Regions from separate parts of the Homo sapiens genome. Here region 2 is linked to region 1. Evidence: chromatin contacts called from ENCODE Hi-C data. All regions are on one chromosome and are shown on one strand. Each heading gives the region's core, a stretch centred on a gene start or an enhancer-like site at or near the end of the contact. The rest is flanking DNA. Distances are from core to core; before and after follow the strand shown. Region 1 overlaps RAB36 (RAB36, member RAS oncogene family). Region 2 has its middle 5.8 kb from the start of LINC02557.

Evidence for each region. A loop is a pair of places that touch in the nucleus more often than their neighbours do. Pooled maps may share reads with other maps.
Region 2: a pooled map shows a loop between it and region 1 (3-fold over the local background). The contact joins two enhancer-like sites. A Hi-C loop is called at or near these places in 2 of 168 maps with a recorded cell type or tissue (ascending aorta and sigmoid colon) and 7 of 50 pooled maps.

What each region holds. Positions count from the first base shown.
Region 1 is chr22:23,162,105-23,169,852 of GRCh38, forward strand. RAB36 (RAB36, member RAS oncogene family) reads left to right here. Exons shown (of 11, transcript NM_004914.5): 11 at 1-3,559. It also overlaps a transcript of RSPH14 not described here. Among named protein-coding and RNA genes, the nearest start is that of BCR, 15 kb to the right of the region's middle. RefSeq lists an enhancer at 4,550-5,051. Within about 2 kb of position 1,712, at least 4 of the 41 ENCODE cell types and tissues checked have a DNase peak (open chromatin) inside an H3K27ac peak, as active enhancers do.
Region 2 is chr22:23,515,259-23,523,006 of GRCh38, forward strand. No RefSeq gene overlaps it. Among named protein-coding and RNA genes, the nearest start is that of LINC02557, 5.8 kb to the left of the region's middle. RefSeq lists a silencer at 6,524-6,883 and an enhancer at 7,229-7,748. Within about 2 kb of position 3,638, at least 2 of the 41 ENCODE cell types and tissues checked have a DNase peak (open chromatin) inside an H3K27ac peak, as active enhancers do.

The sequences.
Region 1 (7,748 bases), core at 462-2,961:
AGAGCTTCAGGCCTCACTGTCCTTCTGCCACGGATGCTCAAGGTTCCTGGGCAGACCAGCACCTCTGGAGGACAATGGACAAAATGTCTCTTAGACCTGTTCTGGCTGAAGGGCTATCTCTGGCACCTCTGAGATCCCTAGGTCCTGCCCTCCTGGTCCGTGGGCCAGGATGTGCAGAACAACCACTCAGGCCTTTCTGGCCCACCTGGACAGTGCATTTACCTGTGTGCTGCGGGAGGCAGACTGCACAGCTGTCCTAGGGTAACTCACTCTGCAGCCCTTGAACATGGCACTGCCCTCCTCTGGCACTCATGCTGGGCCTGTGCCCACTGCTGCCTCTCCATCCCTCTCTCATTGGCCTATACATCTCTTAGGACCTTTGTAATGGTGTCCATGCACCTTTAGAGGACTTCAGAGGCCCTGCCAAGTCTAGCATGTTCCTGTCTCCAACACCGCCTCCTGCACATGCAGAGCAGACAGAAATACCCCACACATTCCCCAGCCTCTCTGCCCAGTATGCTCATCCACAGGGTTTTCTCACTGCTATGAACCAGCCCCACAGCCCCAGGCCCCTGTCACCTGGCTATGCCCACTCATCCCACCCGTCTCGTGCTGTTGCTTCCCGTAGATGGCGAGCACCTTGCAGGCAGCCTTCTGATCAGTACTGCTCTCCTAGGGCCTGGCACACTGCAGCTGCCCTGTAAATGTTCAGCTCAGCGATTGCCAAATACCAGTTAGGGAAGAACACTGGCATCTTTTTCTATTCATTCCCCCTTCAACATATTTTTTGTAGTTTTTTATATAAATGACTTTTTTTTTTTTTTGAGATGGAGTTTCACCCTTGTTGCCCAGGCTGGAGTGCAATGGCGTAATCTCGGCTCAGTGCAACCTCTGCCTCCCAGGTTGAAGCGATTCTCCTGCCTCAGCCTCCCAAGTAGCTGGGATTACAGGCATGCACCACCATGCCTGGCTAATTTTGTATTTTTAGTAGAGATGGGGTTTCTCCATGTTGGTCAGGCTGCTCTCGGACTCCTGATCTCAGGTGACCTGCCCACCTCGGCCTCCCGAAGTGCTGGGATTACAAGGGTGAGCCACCATGCCCGGCCATAAATGATTTTATTCATTTTTATGTTTTCTTTTGGGCGGCGGGATGGAGTCTCTGTCACCCAGGCTGGCGTGCAATGGCACGATCTTGGCTCACTGCAAGCTTCCCCTTCCGGGTTCATGCCATTCTCCTGCCTCAGCCTCCCGAGTAGCTGGGACTACAGGCACGTGTGACCATGCCGGGCTAATTTTTTATATTTTTAGTAGAGAGAGGTTTCACCGTGTTAGCCAGGATGGTCTCGATGATCTGACCTCGTGATCTGCCCGCCTCGGCCTCCCAAAGTGCTGGGATTACAGGCCTGAGCCACCGCGTCCGGCCTCCATAAATGACTTTTAAAGGGGTTGTATGTTTAGTGTGAACAAAGACAGTACAAAGCATATAAAATACAAGGTGAAAGCCCCCCCCCCGCCACATTAGCTGCGCCCCTGAAGTGTCTCCAGCAGAAGAGATGGATGAATGGAAGGACACACAGATGGACAGAGAGCAGGAAAGACTGTTAGCTCTGCTAACAGTCAGGACTATTCCTTCTGGACTCTGTGCCTTTGCCTGCACAGCTAGTGTTGATGGCTTGTTTGTTGTTTTCACCAGAGTGAGCTCCTTCTGGACATACTGCCTGGCAGCCTGCCTTCCTAGGGAGCTGGCGCCAAGGCCTCTCCCTGATGGCACACAAGGAGCCTCCTTCCTGTAGCAGCGCCCAGTTTTCATGTGGATGGATTGTAGTTCATTTGACCCTCCCCATCCGCGGGCCATCCGGCTTGTGTCCAGCTTTTAGCTCTTGCCAATGGTGCTGCAGTGGCCATTCTTGTAGTTATAGCTTTGCGTACTCAGGAAGGCCCTTCTCCCGACTGCGGCCCCCAGCCTGGTCCACTAAATGCAGCCTGTGGTCGGGCAGACAGCATTGGGGTCCATTAGGAAGACCAGGTTTGCTGGGCATAAGCTTCACAGGACGGGAGAACCTGCCCATGGTGGACTGTCGTTCTCCACAGCTCCCTTCCCTTGCCCCTTCGGGCCTCCAGGATATGTTTGCGGGGGTGGGTGTGGTGTCCAGCTGTTACCAGCTTCTGAGCTAGAGCTGTACTGCCTCACGTACACCCCCACCTCTGTAAATGGTCCTTGATTAAATCGTCCTCATATTACCTCCTGCAATGTGCCAGCTGATTCCCACACACCCTGACTGACATAGTTGTGGCCTCTCGAACTTTGATATTTGGCCTGGGAGGACAGAAGAGTAAGGTCGCCACGGAAACGCAAGGGGCTCAGTTGTCCCCCCACCCCAAGTTGATGCAGCATCTTCTCGGTCAGAATTGCTTCAGGGTGGTTTGCGCACCCTCACTTTGATGATTTAATGAAGACATTTCCTTCTTTCCCAGCATCGGGCAGTAAGTTTCCTGGGCAGAGGCACTTTCTGTTGGTCTGGTCTTGTGGGCCCAGGCAAGCAGCCCCCTGCAGCCAAGGTGCGGCAATGACCACAGTGACCGCGTCCAAGTGCTGCCGAAACGCCTTTTTCCTCTTCCCTGTTTCCCTGGACCCTTTCCTGCTCTCTGTCCATCTGTGTGTCCTTCCGTTCACCTGTCTCTTCTGCTGGAGACACGTACCTGAAGCAGGTCCTCTCCTGTCACTTCCTGGCTCCCCAGGGCTAGGTCCCAGGGTGCTCTCGCTCTGGCTTTCGAGGCTCCTCACCACCCAGCCCACCCCACCCCCACAGGCCCCTGTGCTCCAGTTTCATCCCTGGTCACAATGCAGTCTGCAGATGCCAGACCCCTCTTCTGTGCCCAACGGCTGGGACACCCCTACTCCCAGAGAGGCCTCTGTGGACACCCCCACAGCTCTCGCAGCACTTGATACCTTGAGTGTGATTGGTCACATCTGGGCTTTCTCCCCCACCCATCTGTGGAACCCCAAGAGCCAGGACAGTGACCTCATCACCTCTACTGTCTCCCCTAGCACCTCTGGGAGGAAGGGCCCACAGTAGGTGCTCAATAGATGTGTAAAGAAGGCAGGGAAGCAAGAAGGTTGCTCAAACAAGACCATGTTCCCAGCAGACAGATTGCACTCTGACCCAGATGCCACCACACGAAACTTACACCTGCCTGGGGAACAATCCTGTGCTTGGCTCTCCTTGGTGGCCAGGGACAGTTGTGCCTCATCCCTCACTTGCAAACCCCAGTCCTGTCTGACCCAGAGACCCTCACAGGGCATCAGCCAGTGAAGGCGGTTTGGGGCTGGAGGATATGTTCTGATCTTGGGAAGAGCTTGGTAGGAGCCAGCCACAGAAAGTTTCAGGGCAGAACTGAACAGGTCTCGGGAAGGACACTTCATGCCAGCTAGAGAGGCTCTGGGCACAGGAAAGAATTGGACTTCGGGCAGAAAAATGTTTGTGCTATTTAGTACTATGTAACAAATCACTCCAAAACTTCATTGCTTAAAGCAACAAGCATGTATTATTTCTCATGATTCTATGATTTGACCAGCTATTCTTCCGCTCCCTGCTTGGTAGCTGGGCCACTAGGATGACTCTCCCAGAGTCCAAAATGGCCTCCCTCATATGAGTGGCAGGTGGTGTGGCTCTACCTGAATGCTTGGCAGGGCCTTGCCACATGGCAGCTTGGGCTTCCTCACAGTGTGGTGGCTGGTTTCTAAAAAGGACTGTTTCCAGGCTGGGCACAGTGGCTCATGCCTGTAATCCCAGCACTTTGGGAGGCCAAGGCGGGCGGATCACGAGGTCAGGAGATAGAGACCATCCTGGCTAACATGGTGAAACCCTGTCTCTACTAAAAATACAAAAAATTAGCCAGGCATGGTGGCACGCACCTGTAGTCCCAGCTACTTGGGAGGCTGAGGCAGGAGAATCACTTGAACCTGGGAGGTGGAAGTTGCAGTGAGCCGAGATCTTGCCACTGCATTCCAGCCTGGGTGACGGAGTGAGACTCTGTCTTTTAAAAAAAAAAAAAAAAAAAAAAAAAAAAAAGGAGTGTTTCCAGAGACAAGCCCCAATGTGTAAGTGCTTATCAAGCCTCTGTTTACATCACACTTGCTATATTTGGCCAAAATGGGGCATTTTGGCCAAATGTCCAAAGTCCAGAGTCAGTGTGGGAGGGGATTTCATAAGGGTGTGAAGAACTGGAGGTCTGATGCATTGGGGGCCAATATGGGGGGGTGGGGTGCAATATAGGGAACTAAGGGAGAGAGTAAGATGAAGGGCTGTGTCCCAATGTCTGCTCCTTTTTTGTCCTGAGGCAAAGCAAGGGCTTTCTCCCTAAGCAACAGCTCCTTACCCTGACCTTTGCCAATGAACTCAGCATAGAGGTGCTTCCTCAAGAAAGCCTGCTTTAGCCTCTCCAGCTGGGTCAGGTTGCCCTTGATCCCTATCCTGGTCTCTTTACAATTCCCTTACCGTCCTGGTGGCCTTGGTGGTCTGCCTTGTTCACTGCTGCATCCCCAGCACCAGCCTACTAAGTAAGCCTTGGAATGAGTGCACGGCTAGTCTCACAGTGCAGCCTCACACGATGTTGTTAACTGGTGCTCTACACCTTGGATCCCAAGAGGGCGAGGCCAGAGCCCAGGTCACCCCTGACCCCAGCAGGCACCACCACCCACCACCCACTGGAACCCACTTGCAGTGGAAATTCTGACCCACTGTTCCCCAAAGCAGAAGTCATCCAGGAGTGGGGTGCCTCCTGGGGGAGTAGCAAGAGGCCACATTTATGGAGCACGCTCTTTGTGCCAGCCCCGTATGCAGTGAGGTGCTCTGGAAGCTCGTTTAACCACAGCAATGCTGTGGGCTCACTACCACCCCCGCCCTGTCCCCGCCTGACAGGTGGGGAGACTGAGGTGCAGACAGCTGAAGAGATGGGACACACCTGAGCACCTCCTCCTCCTCTGAACTCCTGGTCCCTCCCCTGCCTCTGCTGCCAACCCCACTTGGAGTCTAATCCCAGTGGGAATCTGCTGCAGGTGCCCTCACCCCTGGGGCTCAATGTCTCTCAGTCAGTTGCCCCAGCACACTGCCACCCAGGGTCGAACCCCAAAAGGAGTTTATTCGCATGGCCCCAACCAAGCTCAGCCCTCCTCAGGGTCCCCCAGCTGAGCCTTCCCCTTCACTGCCGCTCCCTGCACCCTCACAATGTGAGTCTATGATTCTGTCCTTCCCAGCCCAGCAGCCATGGTTGACAGAGGCTCCACAGGGACCGGAGCAAGGCAGTTGCTCTCAGCATCTTTCAACCCTGTCCCCTGGGTGCCTGCCTGCCTCCCCCTCCTCCCAGCCCTGCTGCAGGCCTCTGGAGTGGAGAGGAGGCCAGCAGGATCCATTCGACTCACATTTCAGCCTGGGGGATGGGATGGACCACTGTCAGACAAACCTCACTCTCTGGAGGGATGCAGGGCATCTTAACCCAGGAGAACTCAGGTCACCTACAATCTAGGTAACTGAATACTGAAATGGACAGAGGATCGGTTAAATTGACACGTTCACTCATTCATTAACTCTTTTTTTAATTAATTTATTTTTTTTTTTAAGGCAACACAGCCAGGGTCTCGCTGTGTTGCCTGGGCTGGCCTCAAACTCCCGGTCTCAAGCAATCCTCCTGTCTCAGCCTTCTGAACAGCTGGGACTACAGGTGCACTACTGCACCTGGCTTCATTGACTAATTCTCATTTTTTTTGAGATGGGGTCTCGCATTGTTACCCAGGCTGGAGTGCAATGGCGTGATCATAGCTCAGTGCAACTTTCCATCATCAAGCAATCCCCCCACCCCAGCCTCCCAAGTTGTTGGGACTACAGGAATGAGCCAGCATGCCCAGCTAATTTTTAATTTTTTTTTTAATTTCACAGAGATAGGGTCTGTGTTGCCCAGGCTGCACTAATTCTTACTTGTTCATGCATTCAGCTTTCCTGGAGCCCCCTTTCTGGCCCAGCCCTTTGCATTCTCCCATTCACTCCTCCCGCAGCCCACACGGCAGATGCCAGCCCGACCCCATTTTCACAGGTGAGCCAGGCTTGGCATGGGGCATAAGCCCTGGGTCCACACAGGCAGGGCTAGACTGGGAGGCAGCTCCCTCCAGCTCTTGAAGTCCTGGGCCCCCGGGGATGCTGACAGGTAGCCAAGGAATCCCAGGCTTGGAGGGGACTGCAGAGAGACACAGCAACCAAGGGAGCCCAGGACAGGGATGAGAGAAGACATGTGGGGGGTTTCAGAGGAAGAAACTCACAGCACAGAGAGGGACCCCTCCTCTCCTGAGGGAGAAGCGGCTCCTGGAGACTGGGTGGACCCTGGGCACCGCTCCCCGCCACACACACACACAGACACCTGCCGCTTCAGGCACTGTGTGAGATGCGATGCCCTCCCAGCAGTTCCCAGGCTCCTCTGCCATCTGCTGTGGCCTACCAATGTCATCTCCCATATGTCAGCCTTCCCCTGAAGGAAACTGATGAGCAGCCAGGACGTATGACTGTCACATGCTCCTTCCAGGCAGCACAGACCCTTCCTGGCCTCCTCCCCTTTGTCCAGGCACCCCCTCAGTATTCAGGGCCACCAGCCAGTGTCTAAGCCTGGGCCCCAGGAAGGTGAGGGAGCAGGCATGGGACTCCTGTCCCTGGGCACTGTCAGCAGGCTCACCCCTTGTCTTCTGGGATACATGGTGGGTGGTCTGGGAGGCAAACCAGGTCTGGGCTCCCTCTTCCCTGACAGGTGGTTGGCACCCCTAGCCTGAGGGTACACTAGGCCTCTGCTCACTGGAAGCCACAGCCTGGCACAACTCACTGGCCCTGTCTTCGGGAACGAGCTCATCTTGTCCCAGCAATTTCGCCTCCTGTGAAGGCTGCCAATGGTGGCCAGGAGACTCCGCTGGGATTCTCCTGACTGCAGGGACCTCATCAATAATTGATTCTGCAGAAGGCAGTGGAGTTCCTGAGGAGGGGCCCAGGTCTGGAAGGGAAGGTTCACAGCCCCAGTCACTCGGAACCTGGGACCAGCAGCTCCACAGGGGCTCGTTTCTCACTGGACAAAGATGGCCCTCAGATCTTTGCTCCGCACTCTGGCTGGGGGCAGGAATAAAGGACAGCTGTATTGATGGCCCAGTTTTCTGATCTTGCCCCCAGCTCCCTATGGTTGATAGATGACAGATGATGGATGACAGATGATGGATGGTGGTCACATGGCCACATCCCACTTGAAGGGAGCCCTCCTCTGGCCTCCAGCCTCCCAAGTGGGTGGGGACAGGGGTGGAGACAGCGCGGAAAAGGAGCAAGAAAGAACAAAAGCTCACGCAGGCTTTTAATTCGGGCTCAGGCAGATCTGAGGGCAGAAAGCCCAGCCATCTACAATGTCTTGCCTGATGGTACTGATTGTGACTCAGGAGGTTGGGCTCAAGTCTGGGCCCCCAGTTATTGCTATGTGACTTGGGGAGGTCACTCTCTGAGCCCGTTTCCCTGCCTCTTGTTGGGGTAATGGCTGGGGAGGTGGAAAGAAATCACGCTGAAGGACCTCAGTTCCAGGCTGGCCCCCTGGTGAGGGCTGGTTGGATAGGACCCCTGAAGACTGTGTGACCCTCATGAGCAGAGCCATTGCACCCACCCACAAGGGGCCTTTGGGTGAATTAGAAAAAGGTACCTTGGCTGGGTGCGGTGGTGCACACCTGTAATTCT
Region 2 (7,748 bases), core at 2,388-4,887, 360 kb after region 1:
TTTTTGTATTTTTAGTAGACACGGGGTTTCACTGTGTTAGCCAGGAAGGTCTCGATCTCCTGACCTCGTGATCCACCTGCCTCAGCCTCCCAAAGCGCTGGGATTACAGGCGTGAGCCACTGCGCCCGGCCAATCCTGCCTATTCTTTAGTGTTAAGGCCAGGAAATGCCTTAGTGTAGACTCCTCTCCCTGTGAATGTGGCAGACATTACTAATTGATCACAGCACTCTTTCCCTCTAAGCCGAGATGTAGTCTCAGAATCCTCAACACAGCCTCTATTAAATGGGGACCTGGCAATCGAGGTGACACCTACCTGTTCAACGCCCTCTCTGGAGGGCAGGATCCTGTCTTACCTAGTATCTTCCCCAGCACTTGGCTCAGGGCCCAACACGTGGCACAGATCACGGTAATAAATTTTTTTTTTTTTTGAGTTGGAGTGTTGCTCTATCGCCCAGGCTGCAGTGCAGTGGTGCGATCTCGGCTCACTGCAAGCTCCGCCTCCTGGGTTCACGCCATTCTCCTGCCTCAGCCTCCCAAATAGCTGGGACTACAGGCACCCGCCACCATGCCTGGCTAAGTTTTTGTATTTTTAGTAGAGATGGGGTTTCACCGTCTTAGCCGGGATGGTTTCGATCTGCTGACCTCATGATCCACCCGCCTCGGCCTCCCAAAGTGCTGGGATTACAGGCGTGAGCCACCTTACCTGGCCATTTTTTTTTTTTTTTTTGAGACAGAGTTTTGCTCTGGTTGCTCAGGCTGGAGTGCAATGGCACAATCTCAGCTCACTGCAACCTCGGCTTCCAGGGTTCAAGCGATTCTCCTGCCTCAGCCTCCCAAATAGCTGGGATTACAGGTGCCCGCCACCATGCCTGGCTAATTTTTGTATTTTTAGTAGAAACAGGGTTTCACCATGTTGGCCAGGCTGGTCTCGAACTCCTGACCTCAGGTGATCCGCCCGCCTCGGCCTCCCAAGGTGCTGAGATTACAGGTGTGAGCCACCATGCCCAGCCACAGTAATAAATTTTTATTGAGTGAGTGGGTGAACGAGTGGTAACCACCGAATGAACGATGCCTCCCAAAGCCAGTGGCTCTAACCAGCTTCTTTTGTAGCAACAATATGACAGCAATAATTATAACAGTAATGCCCCCAACAGCTGACATTTCCCGAGTCTCTAAGGTATTTCATCTGAGCTCTGGAATGCCATTTCCTCAGGGTCACACATCACAGGACAGAGCCAGACCCCGCCCCTGGCCTCTTGCTTCTGAGTCCAGTGCTCTGCCCCGGCCCCCACCTCTGCCAGGTCCCACCGCAGCTTGTCTGGGTCAATTGGAGCGGACCTGGACCTCAATCTGGGGAACCTGCAGGTGTTGGAGGCAGATCCCAGAGGCCGGGGTGGGAATGGGTGCTCGGGGGAGTAGTTAGTTGGGTTCTTACTCACCTGTTTGGGATTGTAGAAATACAGAATAGGAGACATCACAATGCACCACATTTACCATGACCTGACCCCCCTCCCCCCAAAATTCGTATGTCAAGACATAATCTGCGTCAAGCTTGGTGGCTCATGCCTGTAATCCCAGCACCTTGGGAGGCTGAGGCGGGTGGATCACCTGAGGTCAGGAGTTCCAGACCAGCCTGGCCAACATGGTGAAACCCCGTCTCTACAAAAAATGCAAAAATTAGCCAGGTGTGGTGGCACATACCTGTAATCTCAGCTACTCGGGAAGCTGAGGAGGGAGGATTGCTTGAACCTGGGAGGCCGAGACTGTAGTGAGTCAAGATGAGGTCACTGCACTGCAGCCTGGGTGACAGAGGGAGACCCTGTCTCAAAACAAACAAACAAAAACCAAACCAAACCAAACCAAAACAAAAAAACACCATTATCTGCAATGTGTATTAAAAGGTGAGGATTCTGGCCTGGGGCAATGGCTCACGCCTGTAATCCCAGCACTTTGGGAGGCCGAAGTGGGTGGATCACGAGGTCAGGAGATCAAGACCATCCTGGCTAACACGGTGAAACCCCATCTCTACTAAAAATACAAAAAATTAGCCAGGCATGGTGGGGGGGCGCCTGTAGTCCCAGCTACTGGGGAGGCTGAGGCAGGAGAATGGTGTGAACCCGGGAGGTGGAGCTTGCAGTGAGCTGAGATCGCGCCACTGCACTCCAGCCTGGGCAACAGAGTGAGACTCCGTCTCAAAAAAAAAAAAAAAAAAAAGAGGTGAGGCTTCTGGGAGGTGATTAGGTCATGAGGGCTCTATCCTCATGAATGGAATTCATGCTCTTAGGCAAGAGGCCTGGGGAGCCTGCTCACCCCTTCCACCACGTGAGGACAAGGCTATAAGGCATCTATGAGGAAACGGCCCTCATCAGACACCGAATCTGCAGGCACATTCATCTTGGATTTCCCAGCCTCCAGAACTGTGAACAATAAATTTGTTTATAAATAACCCAGTCTAAGGTATTTTGTCATAACAGCCGAATGGACAAGCACACCCTTTTTTGAATATGTAGAAGAGAGGTCCCCAGGGAGTGTGATCGGCCCAAGGTCACCTGGCGGCCTTGGCTGAGGAAGGTGTGCAGAGCCCAGTGTCAGAGCCCCTGAGATGCCCTCTCCTCTCCTAGGGCCCTGGGCACTTGGGGTTAGTTGTTTTGCATCCTTTTGAGAATGTGAGTCCCTCAGAGGGAGGAACCTGGGCACGTCACATAAGGCTTGGCTCAAGATAGGTGCTCAGTAAACACTGGATGGACAGATGGGCAGAAGGAAGGAGAGAATGAAAGGAGGAAAGGAGGGAAGGAATGGGTAGCTGAGTGGATTCATGGATGGGTGGATGCATGGCAGCACGGGAGGGAGGATGAGTGATTGGGAGGATGGATGGATGGATGGATGGATGGATGGATGGATGAAAGGAAGTAAGCCAACATGGATGGAATGAGTGATGGAATTGATTGTCCCCTGCACCTGGAGGCTTCCAGTGACTCAGCCACAGAGGTCAGGAAGCTGGAGACATGAGCAGGCGGCTCACCCCATGGTCCCCTCCCCCTCCCCACCTGATATTTTCATCAGGACACATCTTCTGCACCAGGCCCCTCAGCTCCTGCCCTGCAAAGCTGCAGATGCCTCTGCTGGCTTTATTAAGGCCCTATTAGCCCAGCAGCCCCAGGGAAGGCTAAAGATGCTGTCACTGCAGACACTGGTTTGGTAGCCTCAGAGGAGCTCAGTAGGGAGGGCCAGGAACCTAAGGTTACAGCGAGGTCTTTAGAGCTGCACAGGCCTGCCTGGTTTAATCCCAGTTCTTCTGCTAATTGGCTGTGTGGCCTTGGGCAACTTACTTCCCTTCTCGGAGTGGCGGCTTCTCCACCTATAAAACAGGGTCATTAACGTGCTTGTTTGAGGATTTGCTGAGCTAAAGCATTTACAACACCTAGCCCAAAGTAAGCACTTGTTACATATCCCAGGATCCCTGGGAGCCAGGTCCACGGTGGAGCGCTCATACACAGCAGCCCCCATCTTTGGGATCAGGGAGGCGCTGTGACCCACCCTATTTCATGGATGAGGAAACAGGATAACAGGAGATGAAATGCTTGGCCAAAGCCACCGTGCTGGGCAGTGACAGGGCTGAGATTCAAACATGGGCTATGGAGACCGTGACTGGGCCACTTCCTGTTCCGGCTACTGAGCAGGAACAAAGCCTGGGACGGGAGCGGGGGGCTGGAGGGGCGCTTCTCCCACTAGCTCCTCAGAGGTGACAGCGCGGAGGAGGGGAGGAGAAGGGAAGCTGGGACAATCACGCTGATGTACGGCTTCCAGCGGGATTAACTGCACCATCTGGAGGCCACGCGTCCACCTGGGTGGGTTAGGAACCCCAACCCTTCGGTGTAAACGGCAGGGGGAGACTCAGTGGATGGCAGATCGGCTGGGGGCTGCCGGGTTGACTGTGGGGACCATGTGGGGCCCACCTGGCTTTCCTGAAGCCCCCATCTACCCCTGAGGATGTCTCCCACTGAGGGGGCTGGATCTCCACCAGACTCAGAAGATTCCACAATGGCTGGATCCAAGGGTTCAAATACAAAGGGAGGGCTGTGGCCTGAGCCACCAAAAAGTACAGGAGGTGAGCAGGAAGAGCGGGGGAACAACAGAGACAGGAGCAGCAGCTGGACACTCGCTCTCAGGGGTGTGTGATGGAGACTGCACCACCTTCCAGCTGTGTGTCCCCAGCATGTGGCTTCACTTCTCTGAGGCTCTGTCCCTTCATCTGTGAAACTGGGATCTAGTCTTTACCTCACTTGGTTGCTTTGAGGGTCGAATTAGATAAGGCAATGTACAGGCCTCGGTGGAGTGCCTGGCACTGAGTAAGTTCACAGTCAGTGGTGGTTGTGATTATTATCCCCATTTGCAAGATGGGAAGACTGAGGCTCAAAGCAGCTCAGGGACTTGTGTCGGATTACACAGTTGGTTGGTGACAGAACCCATGGCCTCTGCTTCTCCTGACCCCAGTCCAGTGCTCTTTTCCTGGAGGCTTGACCAAAGATGAACCTGTCCTGGGACACAGCCAGCCCCGGAGTGTCAGAGACCCAAGGTGGCCATCTTGGGTCACACCAGCTCCAATGACAGATTCCATGTTCTAGCACCTACTGTGCACCAGATGCCATGCCACGAGCTTCTGTGCACCACCGCCAGGAGCCATCACCATCTGTGACAGGGGCACTGCGCTGTCCCCGTCGTCCAGATGCACAAGCAGTGGTTTTGGCAGAGCCAGGATCCACTGCCAGGCCTCTCTGGTCCTGGAGTCCCCATTCTCAGCACAGGCTGCTGCCCGCTGGGCCAAGATGGGGCTTCTCTACACTGCAGCAACAGCTCCCAGGCGCCCTCCCACCAAGTGTTCATCTTCTCCTTCAAGGAGAGATGGCAATACAACACCCAGACTGCCACTGTGGACCCTAAGTCTTTCTTTTTTTTGAGATGGAGTTTCACTCTTGTTGCCGAGGTTGGAGTTTCACTCTTGTTGCCGAGGTTGGAGTGCAATGGCGTGATCTCGGCTCACTGCAACCTCCGCCTCCCAGGTTCAAGCGATTCTCCTGCCTCAGCCTCCCGAGTAGCTGGGACTATAGGTGCCCGCCACCCCGCAACCCGGCTAAGTTTTCGTATTTTTTAGTAGAGACGGGGTTTCACCGTGTTAGCCAGGATGGTCTCGATATCCTGACCTCGTGATCTGCCCTCCTCGGCCTCCCAAAGTGCTGGGATTACAGGCTTGAGCCACCACACCCGGCCCATGGACCCTAAGTCTTCTGGACACCAGACAAGCTTCCCCTACAGGGCGGGGTTCCTTTCTCACATCTAGAAAGAAGGAGGGAGTAGGAAAGAAGAAACATCAGCCCCAGCCCCTCCCTCCCTTCAGCCAGCACAGGGCCGCAGTGGGGGCCCAGGCTGGTAGGCAATGATGGCAGGGAGGTAGTTTGAAGCAGGGGGGTCCCCTTTCCCCGCACACCCTCCCTACATTCCCATCTGGTCAGCCTGCTCGCTGAAAGTTGAAGTCTGCCTTGTACAAAAAAACAAAAACCTCCCTTTCCAGTGTAGAAAGCCCCAGAGACCCGAGCCACTCTGCTTGCCTTCTCTCTTGGCCCTTATGGCCAGGACAGGGGCCGGGGAAATGACAGCTGCCCTGTGCAGGGGAGAGAAATCGTATTCTTTGGCTTGGCTCCTCTCTGGGGCCATACCCCAGGAGCAGCCCACGGAGCCGGTCCCCACTGACTCCCACCAGCCACTGCCGGGAGTAGGGCCAGATGGGGCGGCTCCGGATCCCGCCTCGCTCGGCAGGCCAGGCCCGGAGACCTGTCCCCCTGGTACCTCCCGGCCTGGCCATCCGAGATGACCCTTGCCCCTTCCCCACAGCCCAGACCTCTGATCCTTATTAAAAACAAACAAAATCTAGAGAAAAAAATTATCCACAAACAGCCTGAGAGATGATCGCGCGTCCCCGGCGCACGCAGACACGCACACATACACACACGCACACCCACGCGAGGTCGCCTCCACTTAAACATGCTGCTGGAGGGCGGGTTTTGTTTATGGAACATCCACGTTTCTCTCAACTTTGGGAGGGGTGAGGACTGTTTCAGAGTTTTCTGCTAGATGGGGGAGCCTGGGGCGGCAAGGATGTCTTTTCTGCTTTGTGCTCTTTGCCGGTTCAATGGGGGAGTGAGATACGTGGACAGAAGGACCAGGAAACCCAGGAAGGGGGCCCCAGGGCAGCACCCCCACCCCCAGGGGAGGTCAGGCTCCGGGAGGGCAGCCCCGGGGCCTGGGAAGCCTGGACTGCGCCTGAGCTCCGGAGGATAGGGCTGGTGGCCCGCGTCCCCTCGGCGACCCCGCGCTGAGCCCAGGGTCTGTAGTTCCGAAAACGTCTGGGACCGCTGGGCCGGGATCCCTACCCCCTCCTCTCCCAGCCTTCAACGCCTGGAAACCAACGAACCCGCCCGGAACAAAGGCAGGCCGGCTTTCCAAAGGCAAACAAAGAACAGTTTGTCTTTTCCCTCCCCCCACCACCACCCGAGCAGGCGGCGGGAATAGGCCTAGGGGTCCGGATGGCCCCGGCGCGGCGCGGCGCCAGGGCACTCCCACGGCGCCCCCCAAGGTCCCGCTGCGAATGCGCAGGTCGGGGCGCCGGAGGCCGCGGCAGACAGCGCGGCGCCACTCCGGCCCGGTCTCCGTGGCAACGGGCTGGTGGGAGGGGCCGGGCGGTGCGGGCGCCTTGGCCGCTGTTCCTCGCGGGCACGTCGCTATGGCAACGATGTTACTCTCTGCGGCCGCTTTCCGGCTCCGCTAGCTCGCCTGACCCTGGCCGCTCGAGCCCCCTCGTCTCTCACTTGCTGTGTTTTCCCCTCTTTTCCCGGGCGTCCTCCGCCTGTATCCTGGGCCCCCCAAGCAGCGAGCCCCGGTGCCCCCCACCCTTACCCCTCCTCCCCGGTGCCCAGGGCCCGGGAGGGAGATTGATGGGGTGTGCTTATTAAAAAACATTGTAACCGCCGGGCGCGGTGGCTCACGCCTGTCATCCCAGCACTCTGGGAGGCCGAGGCGGGTGGATTACAAGGTCAGGAAATCCAGACCATCCTGGCTAACACAGTGAAACCCGGCCTCTACTAAAAATACAAAAATTAGCCGGGCATGGTGGCGGGCGCCTGTAGTCCCAGCTACTCGGGAGGCTGAGGCAGGAGAATGGTGTGAACCCTGGAGGCAGAGCTTGCAGTGAGCCGAGATCGCGCCACTGCACTCCAGCCTGGGCGACAGAGTGAGACTCCATCTCAAAAAAAAAAAAGAAAAAACAAAAAACAAAAAAAAGAAAAAGAAACATTGTAACCGTTTCTGTTTCTATTACGTTGACAAGGGAGCGTTATTTACTGTTACTGTTTGCCCAGCAGGCTGTGCCGGGCGCGGGGGTCTCCCCCGGGAGCTCACCTTCAGGCCGCGGAGGGCGGGGGCCGGGCTGGGGCGCGGGCAGGGGGCGTCGGGCGACCGTGCACCCCGGGGCCCTGCTCCTCGCCCCTTCCCCCACCAGCCCGGCCGGGCCCCGCGGCTGGGTGCGTTGCCGCGGGGAGGGACCTGCAGAGGACCAGTGACTCTCCCGTTGTAGGAGAAAGGCAACAAAAAATAAAAACGGCACAGATGACTTCATTCTCGGGAAGGCTCGGTCCTACATGGACCAATTTCCTGGGGACCGTGGTGGAACAGCTTCGCTGCCGTTGGAAGCACTT